Linked DNA regions of Homo sapiens: region 2 is linked to region 1. A link is an interaction called in ENCODE POLR2A ChIA-PET data of the cell type or tissue named here. Cell type or tissue: Caco-2. All regions are shown on one strand. Each heading gives the region's core, and the rest is flanking DNA. Links, peaks and the distances in the headings are about the cores only. Region 1 overlaps GAK (cyclin G associated kinase). Region 2 overlaps CPLX1 (complexin 1).

The links. ChIA-PET counts read pairs that join two places held together with the same protein. Peaks named below come from ENCODE experiments on the same cell type or tissue, not always from the same donor. Only the 100,000 strongest peaks of a DNase experiment are listed, where the experiment ranks them.
Region 2: POLR2A ChIA-PET joins it to region 1 with 7 read pairs; 5 of 35 experiments call an interaction of 5 or more read pairs at or near these places.

What each region holds. Positions count from the first base shown.
Region 1 is chr4:854,399-858,793 of GRCh38, forward strand. The region is part of intron 24 of GAK (cyclin G associated kinase); the gene reads right to left. Among named protein-coding and RNA genes, the nearest start is that of CPLX1, 30 kb to the left of the region's middle. In Caco-2, for the core only: no CTCF peak of the experiment used is centred there; no DNase peak of the experiment used is centred there.
Region 2 is chr4:802,620-807,014 of GRCh38, forward strand. All of the region lies in intron 2 of CPLX1 (complexin 1), which reads right to left. Among named protein-coding and RNA genes, the nearest start is that of CPLX1, 21 kb to the right of the region's middle. In Caco-2, for the core only: no CTCF peak of the experiment used is centred there; DNase peaks (open chromatin) are centred at 2,272 and 2,512; H3K4me3 peaks cover 1,621 bases.

The sequences.
Region 1 (4,395 bases), core at 319-4,318:
GAAGTTGGGTCCACCTGTCCTCTTATGGGTGTGGTTTGGGTGGCGAGTCTACGAACTCTGCCCAGCCCCAGGCCACAAAGGTTTTCACCTAAAGGCCCTGCATTCTGATGAGCTGTTCTGTAGAACGAGGGCTTAGGGCTTTGCCTACCGCTGCCCAGGTGCTCCAGACCATCTGATGAACGGGTTTTCTGCCTCTGTCAAAGCTCCGCTGGTCTCTCTTGTGTGGCCTGAGTCCTCTCTTCTCTCCACAGACGCGTCTGTCTGCCATCGCCGCAATGTTGATTTGTGGCTTCAGAGTAAGCCTCAAAGCCAGGAACAGTGACTTCTCCCATTTCATTTTTCCATTACAAAAATATTCCAGGCATGGCTGGGTGCGGTGGCTCACGCCTGTAATCCCAGCACTTTGGGAGGCCGAGGCGGGCGGATCACGAGGTCAGGAGATCAAGACCATCCTGACTAACACGGTGAAACCCCATCTCTACTAAAAATACAAAAAATTAGCTGGGCGTGGTGGCGGGTGCCTGTAGTCCCAGCTACTCAGGAGGCTGAGGCAGGAGAATGGCGTGAACCCGGTAAGGGAACTTGCAGTGAGCCGAGATCAGGCCACTGCACTCCAGCCTGGGCGACAGAGCGAGGCTCCATCTCAAAAAAATAAACTATTCCAGGCATCTAGTCCATCTGTCTTTCAAATACACTGTACAGTAAGCTCATTTGTATCTAGGAAAATCCCTGCTGAGGCGTTGGTAGGAACTGCGTTAGGCTACAGATGCACACAGGAGAACGGCCACCTTACTCGGGAGCCTCCAGGCCGTGAGTGCAGCGTCCGTCCCTTCACTCGCATCTCCTCTGGTCTCTTTCGCCACGGTTGGTTTTGTAGTCCCACCACACAAGCCCTAGACATGTCTGGTCAGATTTATACCTAAATGTTTATTTTTTCTAAAAAAAAAAAAGGTGATTGTAAATGGTACTGTTTTAAATGTTGGCTTCCTTATATAATTGCAAGTAAACAGAAATAGGACAGATTTTTGTGTGTTGACCTGGTATCCTGCGACCTTACTGAACTCATAGTTCTAAAAGATCTTTGTAGATTGCTTCAGAGTCCCTGCGCAGACAATCGTGTCATCTGCAGACAGGAGTAATTTTATTTCTCCCTTTGTAGTGCGTGTAACTTTGATCTCCTTTTCTTGCCAAATGGCAGCAGCTGGGACTTCCGACAAGTACAAGTGGAGAAAAGACACTCCTGCCCTGTTCCTGATTTTAGGAGGATGGTTAAAAATGATATTGGCTTGGCCAGGCAGGGTGGCTCATACCTGTAATCCCAGCACTTTGGGAGGTCACTTGAGATCAGGAGTTTGAGACCAGCCTGGCCAACATGGTGAAACCATGTCTCTACTAAAAATACAAAAATTAGCTGGGCATGGTGGTGCATGCCTGTAATCCCAGCTACTCAGGAGGCTGAGGCGGGAGAATTGCTTGAAACTGGGAGGTGGAGGTTGCAGTGAGCCAAGATTATGCCACTGCACTCCAGCCAGGGCAACAGAGCAAGACTCTTGTCTCAAAACAAACAAACAAAAAAAAGATGTTGGCTGCAGGTTTCTGGAGACAGGGTCTTGCTCTGCTGCCCAGACTGGAGTGCAGTGATGCAATAATAGCTCAGGCCAGCCTTGACCTCCTGGGCTCAAGCGATCCAAGTGATCTTCCCACCTCAGCTTGCTGAGTAGCTGGGACCACACCTGCTCACCACAGCTGCTCACCACACCTGCTCACCACCACAGCTGCTCACACCTGCTCACCACAGCTGCTCACACCTGCTCACCACAGCTGCTCACCACCACAGCTGCTCACACCTGCTCACCACAGCTGCTCACAACTGCTCACACCTCACCACAGCTGCTCACCCCTGCTCACCACAGCTGCTCACACCTGCTCACCACAGCTGCTCACACCTGCTCACACCTGCTCACCACAGCTGCTCACCACAGCTGCTCACACCTGCTCACCACCACAGCTGCTCACCACAGCTGCTCACACCTGCTCACCACAGCTGCTCACTACAGCTGCTCACCACAGCTGCTCACCACCACAGCTGCTCACACCTACTCACCACCACAGCTGCTCACACCTGCTCACCACCACAGCTGCTCACACCTGCTCACCACCACAGCTGCTCACCACAGCTGCTCACCACCACAGGTGCTCACAGCTGCTCACCACAGGTGCTCACACCTGCTCACCACAGCTGCTCACACCTGCTCACCATAGCTCACCACAGCTGCTCACACCTGCTCACCACAGCTGCCCACATTTGCTCACCACCACAGCTGCTCACCACAGCTGCTCACCACCACAGCTGGCTAATTCTTACAGGGGTCTCACTATATTGCTCAAGCTGGTTTCAAACTCCTGGGTTCAGGAAATCCTCCCACGTTGGCCTCCCAGAGCACTGGGGTTACGGTGTGAGCCACTCCGCCTGGCCTGGCTGTGGGTCTCTAGACATGCTTGTTACCAAGCTGACGACGTTCTGCTCATGACTGGCTGACAGTGCTGCCATAAAAGGTGCTGACTTTCTGAATTTTGTTAAATGCCTTTTCTGCCTTGTTGATGTGACCACATGACTCTTCAGCCAGTTAATATGATATCAGATTAGTGCAAAAGTAATTACGGTTTTTGTGATTACTTTCAATGGCAAAACCACAATTACTTTCGCAGCAACCTAAATAGATTTTGTTAACAATTCTGAAATGTCAGCCTTGGATTCCTGGAATAAATCTTACTTGATCTTGGTGTAGAATTCTCTTTATATACCGATAAATCCTATTTGCTGAAGTTTGGTTGAGGATCTGTGTGTATATTCATGGGGAATATAGTCCCAGTTTCCCTTTCCGGTGCTGTTTCTGTCTGATTTTGGTATCAGGGTGATAGTATGAGCTTCGTAAAATCAATTAGAAAGTGCTCCGTCTCTCCTGCTTCCTGTGAGAGGGTGGAATTGGCATTCTCTTTCAACATTCGGTGAAATTCTCCAGTGGCCCAGGTGGGTCCGCAGGTTTCCTTTTTGGGAAGTTTTTAATTATGAATTTATTTTCTTTGTATTTATAGAATTTTTCAAAGGATCTACTTGATATTGGGTAAGTTGTGGCAGGAACTGGTTTTGAGGAATTTATCAATTTCACGTAAGTCGTCAAGCATACTGCACAGAGGCGCCTGCACCCGTGACCCTCGTAGAGCCTGCGGGGTCTGCAGTGGTGCCTCCTGCACCATCCCCCATATCGATGACCTGGGTCACTCTTCCCAGCAGCCCCGGGAGAGGTCTGTGGGCTTCAGAACTGGCCTCTGTCCCTGTGTTCCACTGCACTGCCCGTGGCTCCTCATTCTTTCTTTCCTTCCGCTTGCTGTAGGCTTATTTCGCTCCCTTTTTTTCCCCCCAAATGTCTTGTGCAGAGAGCTCAGGTTACTGCTGGGGCATTCCAGCTTTTCCACAGCAAGCCCCCACGGCTGCGGGTGTCTCCACACTGCCTGATGGGGCCCTGGGCTTTCCTAGGCTGCACTTGCATCTTCACTCAGCTCCACGCATCGTCTCCCTTGAGACCTCCTCTCTGGCCCAGGTGTCGTTTGAAAGTGTGCTGTTTTGTTCCCAAGTGTGAAGATTCTTCCGTTCTATTTCATTGTGGTCAGACGGCATGCTGCAGAATCCTAGTTCTCTGAGGACAGGGCCTGTGTGGAGGAGGCTCCCACGGTGCATGGAAAGGTCCGTGCCTGCAGCTGGTGGGCCCTGCTGGCTGGCGCCTCTGCCCTTCTACATCCTTGCAGCCTTCAGTACAGCTGCTCCGTCATGTGTCGGGACAGCAGTGCTGACGTCGCCAGCTATGATTTGGGTTTGTCTATTTTTTCCTTCAGTTGTATCGGCTTTGCTCTTCCAGAATTGCTGTCTTCCTAGAAGGCAGGATGGTTTCAGGCCGCCCACCGAGCCAGCAGGCGGAGGGCTGGGGCTGTGTCTGGGACACAAACGGCGGGGATCCCTGGGAGTCCACTCCTTCTGCCCCAGTGCCGGCTGCCCAGGGCAGTCAAGGCACACGCAGGTCTCCTCCCGAGGGCACGGCCCTCGCAACCCCACCGTGCTCTCAGACAACACAAGACAGAGGCCACAAAGGGAAATAAAATACAAAACCACACCGACAGAAACGCTCATGGATGTCCTCAAGACATAGTAAATCCCCAAAACCACCTGAAACATAAAAAGAACATTCAAAGACGAAAAAACTCTTGGGACTTCATGACAGAACAGAAGGCACTTCAGATGTGAGCTCGCAAGAGCAGAGTGAGGACTCAAAGCCAGCCCGGGAGAGAGTGAGGACTCGAAGCCAGCCCTAGAGATCCAACGCCGACACCTGCTCACAG
Region 2 (4,395 bases), core at 331-4,330, 52 kb before region 1:
TCAACTGAAGAGGAAATAAAAACTGAAAGTGTAAAAATTCCAGAAAGCAGCTGGGCGTGGTGGCTCACACCTGTAATCCCAGCACTTTGGGAGGCCAAGGTGGGAGGATCAAAAGGTCAGGAGTTTGAGACCAGCCTGGCCAACATCGTGAAACCCCATCTCTACTAAAAAAGATACAAAAATTAGCTGGGCTTGATGGCACATGTCTGTAATTCCAGCTACTCAGGAGGCTGAGGCAGGAGAATTGCTTGAACTCGGGAGGCAGATGTTGCGGTGAGCCGAGACTGCGCCACTGTACTCCAGCCTGAGCATTAGAGTGAGACTCTGTCTCAAAAAAAAAAAAAAAAAATTCCAGAAAGCATGAAAGATAAACACTAGGCGTCTGAACTTAGGGTCCAGGGCTAAAACTTTTTTTGGGAGGAAATTCATAGTCCTTCATTTTAAGGAAGAGCAGAAAGTATAGGAACTTCATTGCCATCTTAAGAAATTTAAAAGAAACAAAACAAAATAATCCCAAATAAGACAGGAAGAGATAATTAATGAAGAGAAAAGCAGAAAATGGACAATGGTAAACAGTAAATCTGCCTGCAGTAAGACCGAGGGCATGACACACAGCTGCCGCTGCGATTCTGCGCTGTTTCGAAGGGTCCAGTGAAGCGCATGAAAAGATAAGACACAGTCATGTGCCACATAAGGCCGTTTCAGTCAACAGCAGGCCGCATGTACGACAGTGCCCTGGAAGGCGACAGCACCGAATTCTCACGGTGCCTTTTCTTTCCTTTTTTTTTTGAGACGGAATCTCGCTCTGTCGCCCAGGCTGGTGTACAGTGGCGCCATCTCGGGTCACTGCAAGCTCCGCCTCCCAGGTTCACGCCATTCTCCCGCCTCAGCCTCTGGAGTAGCTGGGACTGCAGGCGTCCGCCACCGCGCCCGGCTAATTTTTTGTATTTTTTTTTTTTAGTAGAGACGGGGTTTCACCGTGGTCTCGATCTCCTGACCTCGTGATCTGCCCGCCTCGGCCTCTCAAAGCGCTGGGATTACAGGCGTGAGCCACCGCGCCCGGCCTTCTTTCTTTCTCTTGAGACCTGTTGTCCAGACTGGAGTGCAATGGCGTGATCTTGGCTCGCTGCAACCTCCACTCCTGGGTTCAAGCCATTCTTGTGCCTCAGCCTCTCAAGTAGCTGGGATTACAGGCGTGTGCCACCACGCCTGGCTAATTTTTGCATTTTTAGCAGAGATGGGGTTTCACCATGTTTGGCCAAGCTGTTCTCAAACTCCTGACCTCAAATGATCCACCCACCTTGGCATCCCAAAGTGCTGAGATTACAGGCGTGAGCCACCACGCCTGGCCTCACGGTGCCTTTTCTATGCTTAGGTGCACAGCCTCACCCTGGTGCTGCCGCTACTGCGGTGTTCAGTGAGATGTGTGTTGTGCAGGTTTGCAGCCGGGGAACAATGGTTGCACCACACGGCCTGGGCGTGCAGGAGGCTGCATCATCTAGGCTTGTGAAGGGAGATTCCATGACAGTCCCACAGCCACGAACGTATTCCCGTCAACACAGGATGGTAATAAGAGTTATAAAAGAAGACAGCCAATTATCTCTTTCTCCGTCTCTCCCACCTCTCTTCCTGATGACACGATCCTATCTCTGAGAAACTCAAGACAGTGCAGTAAAAACCTACCAGAACACATCATGGGATGTGGCAGCATGGCTAAATACAATATCCATACTTCCGAATTAATAGTTTTCCCCCACACTGTCAAGAACAAGCTAGAAACAGGAACAGGAATGACGTTCCACTTACAATAATGAGGAAAACACACAATAAGTACGAAAATATAACCTACTTAGAAATAAAAGGGAAGTCTATAGAACCTATATCAGAAAAAAATCATGGATTTAAATCGTACGGTTTTGGAAAGACATGCCAGATTCTTGGTGGGCAGGCTTAATATCATAATGACGTCAGCCGCATCAACAATAATGTGCAATTGTATGTAATCCGGATCGCACCTTCAGCTTAAACTCCAACGCTTTTGTTCTTTTTGGGGCTTTGGATAAAATTAAGGTTCATATGGCAGAATTGATGTCAGAGGAGACTCAACCCAAGTGTCACAAAGAAGTGAAAACGCACCTTGCGGGGGCTCGGGAAGTGCCTGCAGAGTCCCAGAGACGGCTCTGGCGGTCGTCAGCCTGGAGGCCGGCAAGCGTGGGGAGCGACGTGCTCAGCCTCCACGGGAAAGGTGGGCGGCGGCAGCCATTTTGGAACGCAGGCGGCAGCCATTTTGGAACGCAGTGCGTCGCCGCGAGCACGTGCGGAGTTCACCCGGCGTCCCACTCCTGCGCGGCGGCCGGCTAGGGCGGGTGCTCCTCTGTGGAGAAACGTGCCCACGCACGCTCGCGCACCGTCTGTCTCGGCAGCGGCCCTGGCGTGTGGCTGGAGACAAGGTGATATCTTGGGCGTGTGGCCATACGCCCATCGCACATCCACACAGGGAAGCCCGGGGCCTGGAGCGGGAGGGAGGGGCTGCTGTGGGCGCTGCAGCCGGAGAGCCACAGGCAGACAAACGCGCCGCAGAGCCCATGTTTGGAAGGCAAAAAGGAAAAACAATCATGTATGAATATACCCCTGTTGTTAGGATTATCTAAAGATAGAAGGAGGATCGGAGGGTTACACACGAGGTTCACACCGAACCCAAACCCTGAAAAACCTAACAGGTGTTCCTTTGAAGCTCTCATGGAATGCTTACAAGGGCCAGGTGTCAGTCTGCACCACAATGAGATACCGGCTCACACCCACTCAGACGGCTGTTATCAAAAACCAGGAAATCACAAGTGTTGGCAACAATGTGAAGAAACTGGAACCCTGTGCCTTGTTGTTGGGAATGAGAAACAGCACAGCTGCTGTGGAAACAGTCTGGCTGTTCCTCAAAAAATTAAACATAGAATTGCCATATGATCTAGCGATTCCATTTCTGGGTATAGACCCACAAGAACTGAAAGCAGAGTCTCTCACAGATACCTCCATACCCCTGTTCATAGCAGCATTAACCACAATAACCAAGAGGGAGAAACAACCCAGGGTGTCCATCAGCAGATGAATGGACAAGCACAATGTGGTGTAGACAGAATGGAATATTATGCAGCCTTAAAAAGGAATTAAGTTCCAACACAAACTGCAACATGGATGAACCTTGAGGACACTATGCTAAATGAAATAAGCCAGACACAAAAAGACAAATACTGTAAGATTCCACTTAGATGAGGTCCCTAGAGTAGCCAAATTCATTGAGACAGGAAGTAAAGTGGTGGGTGCGAGGGGCTGGGGGAAGGAGAGTGGGGAGTGAGTGTTTAGTGTAGACAGAGTTTCAGTTGGAAATGATGAAAAGTTCTGGAAATAGAGGTGTTAGTTGCACAACATTGTGATGTACTTAATGCCACTGAATTGTGCACTTAACATAATTTAAATGGTAAATTTTATGCTATATATTTTACCACAAAAAAGAGAAGCATATACCTGACTTCAAACTATACTACAAGACTACAGTAACCAAAACAGCATGGTACAGGTACAAAAACAGACACGTAGACCAATGGAACAGAATAGAGAACTCAGAAATAAGCCTGCACACCTACAATCATCTGATTTTCAACAAACCTGACAAAAACAATGAGGAAAGGATTCCCTATTTAATAAATGGTGCTGGGAGAACTGGCTAGCCATCTGAAGAAAATGGAAACTGGACCCCTTCCTTACACCTTATATAAAAATTAACTCAAGGTGAATTAAAGATTTAAATGTAAAACCCAAAAGTATAAAAACCCTAGAAGAAAATCTAGGCAATACCATTCAGGACATAGGCAAGGTTGAGAATTTCATGATGAAAACATCAAAAGCAATTGTAATAAAGCAAAAATTGACAAGTGGGAGCTAATTAAAGAGCTTCTGCATAGCAAAAGAAACTATCATCAGAGTGAGCAGACAACCTACAGAATTGGAGAAACATTTCTCAATCTATCCATCTGACAAAGGTCTAATGTCCAGAATCTACAAGGAACCCAAACGAAAGACATTTATGCAGCCAACAAACCTGTGAAAAAAAGCTCAACATCACTGATCACTAGAGAAATGCAAATCAAAACTACAATGAGATACCATCTCATACCAGTCAGTATGGTGATTAAGATTAAAAAGTCAAGAAACAACAGATGCTGGGAAGGTTGCAGAGAAATAGGAACACTTTTATACTGTTGATGGGAGTGTAAATTAGTTCAACCACCGTGGAAGACTGTGGCGATTCCTCAGAGACCTAGAACCAGAAATACCATTTGACTCAGCAATCCCATTACTGGGTATATACCCAAAGGAATATAAATCATTCTATTTTAAGAT